Regions from separate parts of the Homo sapiens genome. Here region 2 is linked to region 1. A link is an interaction called in ENCODE POLR2A ChIA-PET data of the cell type or tissue named here. Cell type or tissue: endothelial cell of umbilical vein. All regions are shown on one strand.

Region 1 (2,500 bases):
GCCGCTCAGAGGGGCAGGTGGACGGTGGCGGCAGGCGCGGGGGCCGGCGGGGCGCGTTGGCGGTTCTCCTGCCACCCCCGGCCCGCTGTCCCGGCCGCTCCGCGCGCCTCATTTCACACCTCGCCGCCCCCGGCCCCGTCTGTGCGGAGCCGGGAATACCCCCGCTGCCCAGACCGCACCTGCTCCTTCCTCGCCGCCCCCTCGCTTCCCGGCGGCCGCCCGCCCCCCAGGGGCCCGCAAGACCCGCGCGGAGCCCGGCCCATCCTCGGGCCCCGGCGCCCACAGCTGGCCGCGGCTGGAGGGGGCGCGCGGAGGGGAGCCCCCGGGGCCTACAGAGGGAGCTCTGAAGCCTGGGCAGCGAGGCGCTCCCGCCCTGGGCCCGGGGCAATGCGGACCTTGGCGCACCGGGCGAGGGCTCCGGCCCGACCGAGCGGCAGCTGCTCCCAGGGAAGGCAGGCGCCGCGGGGGTGGCGGAGGGGTCCGGCGGCCTGGGACGCCGGCCGGAGGGGAGTGAGAGGCCGCTTCACCCGAGGAAGTCAGGCGGCCGGGAGGAGGCGTAGCCGGCTGTGTAGGGCTGGGCGCTCCGTGTGGCCAGAGGGGATGAAGCGGGGTGCAGCGGAGCGAGGGACCCGCGGTGCGCTGGGGCGGCCGCCGGGGCCCGCGCCGAGAGAGACAACGAAATGGACGGAGGGTAGTAGGGTGGCGCCCCCGGGCCGAGGGCCAGCCCAGGTCTGTCCTACCTCTTCAAACGCAGGCTGCCTCCGGCGCCACCGCGGTCCCGGGGGCTCACCAGGCGAGTGGTCTCCAAGCCCCCAGCGGCTGGAGAGGGCTCCATGTTCCCGGTGCCCCGACCGTCTAGGCCCCACCGAGGAAGAGAGAGGCCGGGCCGGCCCCGCGCCAAGTCCGAGCAGCCCGCCGACCCCCGGGATCCCCGCAGGGCGGCGGGGCCACCAGAGTGGAGCGAACTGCAGCGACTGTGGCGCGCGGAGTCCGAACTGCAGATCCCGCTGCCGCCGGAGCCCCGCCCCGCGTGGGGCGAGCTCCCCAAGCTCCGCCTCCAGGCTCCCCGGCCTCTCCCCACCCTTAAGCCCCGCCCCCACTGCCAAAGCCCCATTTCCCCGCGCCAGAGCCCGGGAGCGCCCCGCCACCCGAGTTCTGGAGAACTCCTCATCTCCACAGCCCCGTCCCCCAGGCGAGCTAGCCCCACCTCTGCACACAGTCCCGCCCACCGGTTCCAAGCCTCGCTCCTGAAGCCCAAGAACCTCACGACCAACCTTCGCCCAACGACCACCACTCTGTGCATGCCTGCGCGGGGGTGTCGCCCACCACGCCGTCACCCTGTGGCCGCAACCCTCACGCGGAGGCAGAAACAGGAGCGGACCCATTACCTATCTCCAGAGAACCAGAAAGAACATGAGGTGAGCGGTGACACAGGGAGATTCCAGGGACTCCAGAAACCCCTTTACGGAGAATCTGGGGTCGGAATTCACGAGCCCAGTCTGCTGCCAATCACTGTACCGCGAATGATCATTTATTTTTATACAGAAACATTGGGTGACAAGCTTCCTGCTCTCCTTCAACCCACTGTTATCCCTGCTTTTCAAATGAGTAAACTGAGACCCAGAGGAAGAAGAGTCCAAGGTCATGCAGGCTGTGAATAAAGGGCCCGGCCTGGACCCCCATCCTCTTTCCCTCCCCGGCTCTGGACGCCGCACTGGCAACTGGAGAGCGCTCACAGTTCTCTTACGGGCGGGGGTCCAGTGAAGTCGAGCCGCCTATCTGGTGTCACGGCCACTGTTTATGGAGAGGGGCTGAGGGGCAGCGGGGCAGCGTGTCAGCTAGTGATTCCCATCCTCCACACCTGCAGCGCCCTCCTGGACATTACCGCATTCTGCCTCATTTGGGGGAAACTAAAACCCAGGGGAGGGAGCGACTTACAGCAAAGTCGGTGGCCGAGCCTCAAGTCGAAGCTTCAAATGCTCAATGTTCTCTCCCCTCGCACCTGCCGCCACTGTAGAATGGGAGGGGGTGGGAAGAGGATTGTGCACTCGAAGCTGTGACAGTCTGTGAAGAGGAGGGTCCGTAGGAGGAGGGGAGCGAGTGAGCAGGGATGGGGAAGCGTGGAGGGTGGGAATGGTTAGTGAGCCCAGGCAAGAAACTCATCAGCCGCATCCTTCAGAACACACTGGGCGTCCTGAACTTAGGCTTCTGGGGACAGACACCTACCCTCGATATTGTTATTCCAACGAGCCCAAGAGTGCACTTGCAAAAAAACAAAACAAAACAAAACAAAAACGGGAGCACGTGCCAGATACAGTGGTTGGAAGTGATGGGGTTAACCCGGGAGAGCTTCGCGGAGGAGGTGAGGCTTAAACGGATTAGGAAAGCTGGGCGGCGGGCTGGCTGTTCCGGCGGGGGAGAGTGTGGCTTGGCCCGTGCCAAGGTGTGCGGGCGGCGCGTGCGAAGGGACTGTCCTGCGCCGCTGCTGCAGAGCGGCACG
Region 2 (2,500 bases), 150 kb before region 1:
ACCATTGCACTCCAGCCTGGGCAACAAGAGGAAGACTCCGTCTCAAAAAAAAAAAAAAAAAAAAAAAAAAGCATGTTAAAATTTTAAGGATAACCATTAAAAAATTAGAACTGGAATGTATAGCCTCAAACCAGTAGAAAAAAATTAATGGAATTTTAAAAACTGAACTAAAAGAAAGGCAGAAAAAGAAGAAATAAAAGCAGGAAAAGATGAAAAAGAAGAAATAAAAAGTAAAGGCTGGGTGTGTGGCTAATGCCTGTAATTCCAGCACTTTGGGAGGCCGAGGTGGGAGGATCACTTGAGCCCAGGAGTTTGAGACCAGCCTGGGCAACATAGTCTCTGTTTGAGCCCAGGAGTTTGAGACCAGCCTGGGCAACACCCTGTCTCTACAGAAAATAATTTTTAAAAAAATTAGCTGGGTGTGGTGACATACATCTGTAGATCCAGCTACTAGGGAGGCTGAGGTGGGAAGAACATTTGAACGTGGGACATTGAGGCAGTAGTAAGCTGCAATTATACCACTACACTCCAGCCTCGGTGACAGTCAGACTATCTCCAAAAAAATACACACACACACACACACAAACCCAAAAATAACAAAAACAGCACTAATAAAAGAGACTACACTTAAAGAAATTAAAATAAATGAAATAATAGCAGAAATTAAAAACACAATAAAGAGAAGCAACAGAGCCAAACAAGGGTGGTTTCTTTAAAAAGACTAGTAAAATAAAAAATATATATATACAAAGAAACAAAAGCCTAGTAAAACAGACAAACCTTTGGCAATTTCAATTAGGAACAAAGAGAGCCAGGTGTTGTGGTTCACACCTGTAATCCCAGTGTGTCCGGAATTGGTGGGTTCTTGGTCTCACTGACTTCAAGAATGAAGCCGCGGACCCTCGCGGTTGAGTGTTACAGTTCCTAAAGGCGGCGTGTCTGGAGTTTGTTCCTTCTGATGTTCGGATGCGTTCGAAGTTTCTTCCTTCTGGTGGGTTTGTGGTCTCGCTGGCTCAGGAATGCAGCTGCGGACCTTCGCAGTGAGTGTTACAGCTCTTAAGGTAGTGCGTCTGGAGTTGTTCGTTTCTCCCAGTGGGTTCGTGATCTCGCTGGCTTCAGGAGTAAAGCTGTAGACCTTCGTGGTGAGTGTTACAGCTCATAAAGGCAGTGTGAACCCAAAGAGTGAGCAGCAGCAAGATTTATTGCAAAGAGCGAAAGAACAAAGCTTCCACACTATGGAAAACGACCTGAACAGATTGCCACTACTGGCTCTGGCAGCCTGCTTTTATTCTCTTATCCGGCCCCCACCCACATCCTGCTGATTGGTCCATTTTACAGAGAGCGGAGTGGTCTGTTTTGACAGGGTGCTGATTGGTGCGTTTACAATCCCTGAGCTAGACACAAAGGTTCTCCACGTCCCCACTAGGTTAGCTAGATACAGAGTGTCAATTGGTGCATTCCCAAACCCAGAGCTAGACACAGGGTGCTGATTGGTGTGTTTACAAACCTTGAGCTAGATACAGAGTGCCAACTGGCGTATTTACAATCCCTTAGCTAGACATAAAGGTTCTCCAAGTCCCCACCAGACTCAAGAGCTCAGCTGGCTTCACCCAGTGGATCCTGCACCGGGGCCGCAGGTGGAGCTGCCTGTCAGTCCCACACCCTGCGCCCGCACTCCTCAGCCCTTGGGTGGTCGATGGGACAGGGCGCCGTGGAGCAGGGGGTGGCGCTCGTTGGGAGGCTTGGGCCGTGCAGGAGCCCACGGCAGTGGGGAGGCTCAGGCATGGCGGGCTGCAGGTCTCGAGCCCTGCCCCGCGGGGAGGCAGCTGAGGCCCGGCGAGAAGTAGAGCACAGCAGCTGCTGGCCCAGGTGCTAAGCCCCTCACTGCCCGGGGCCGGCGGGGCCGGCCGGCAGCTCCGAGTGCTGGGCCCCCGAGCCCACGCCCACCCGGAACTCGCGCTGGCCGGCAAGCGCCGCGCGCAGCCCCGGTTCGCGCTCGCGCCTCTCCCTACACACCTCCCTGCAAGCTGAAGGAGCCGGCTCCGGCCTTGGCCAGTACAGAAAGGGGCTCCCACAGTGCAACGGTGGGCTGAAGGGCTCCTCAAGCGCGGCCAGAGTGGGCGCCAAGGCCGAGGAGGCGCCGAGAACGAGCGAGGGCACACACTGTCACCTCTCACCAGCACTTTGGGAGGCTGAGGCAGAAGGATTGCTTGAGCCCAGAAGTTGGAGGCCAGCTTGGGCAACATAGTGAGACCCCCATCTCTACAAAAAATTAATTTTAAAAAATTAGCTGGGTGTGGTGGTGCACGCCTGTAGTCCTAGCTACTTGGGAAGCTGAGGTGAAGGATGACTTGAGCCCAGGAGGTTGAGACTGCAGTGAGCTGTGATTGTGCTGCTGTACTCCAGCCTGGGTGACAGAGTGAGACCCCATTTCAGAAAAAAATAAACCAAAGACTAAAAGAACAAATAGAAAAGGCACAAACAATATTAAGAAGGAAAA

What was found. ChIA-PET counts read pairs that join two places held together with the same protein. Peaks named below come from ENCODE experiments on the same cell type or tissue, not always from the same donor. Only the 100,000 strongest peaks of a DNase experiment are listed, where the experiment ranks them.
Region 2: POLR2A ChIA-PET joins it to region 1 with 5 read pairs; 5 of 35 experiments call an interaction of 5 or more read pairs at or near these places.

Annotation. Positions count from the first base shown.
Region 1 is chr2:27,262,072-27,264,571 of GRCh38, forward strand. It overlaps SLC30A3 (solute carrier family 30 member 3), which reads right to left and starts at 976. Exons shown (of 8, transcript NM_003459.5): 1 at 741-976. The coding sequence starts at 835. RefSeq lists silencers at 531-690, 741-920, 941-1,010, 2,485-2,500. In endothelial cell of umbilical vein, no CTCF peak of the experiment used is centred here; a DNase peak (open chromatin) is centred at 1,110; H3K4me3 peaks cover 2,500 bases; H3K27me3 peaks cover 719 bases.
Region 2 is chr2:27,109,842-27,112,341 of GRCh38, forward strand. All of the region lies in intron 1 of CGREF1 (cell growth regulator with EF-hand domain 1), which reads right to left. All of the region lies in intron 1 of LOC124907744 (a long non-coding RNA gene), which reads left to right. Among named protein-coding and RNA genes, the nearest start is that of CGREF1, 8.0 kb to the right of the region's middle. In endothelial cell of umbilical vein, no CTCF peak of the experiment used is centred here; no DNase peak of the experiment used is centred here.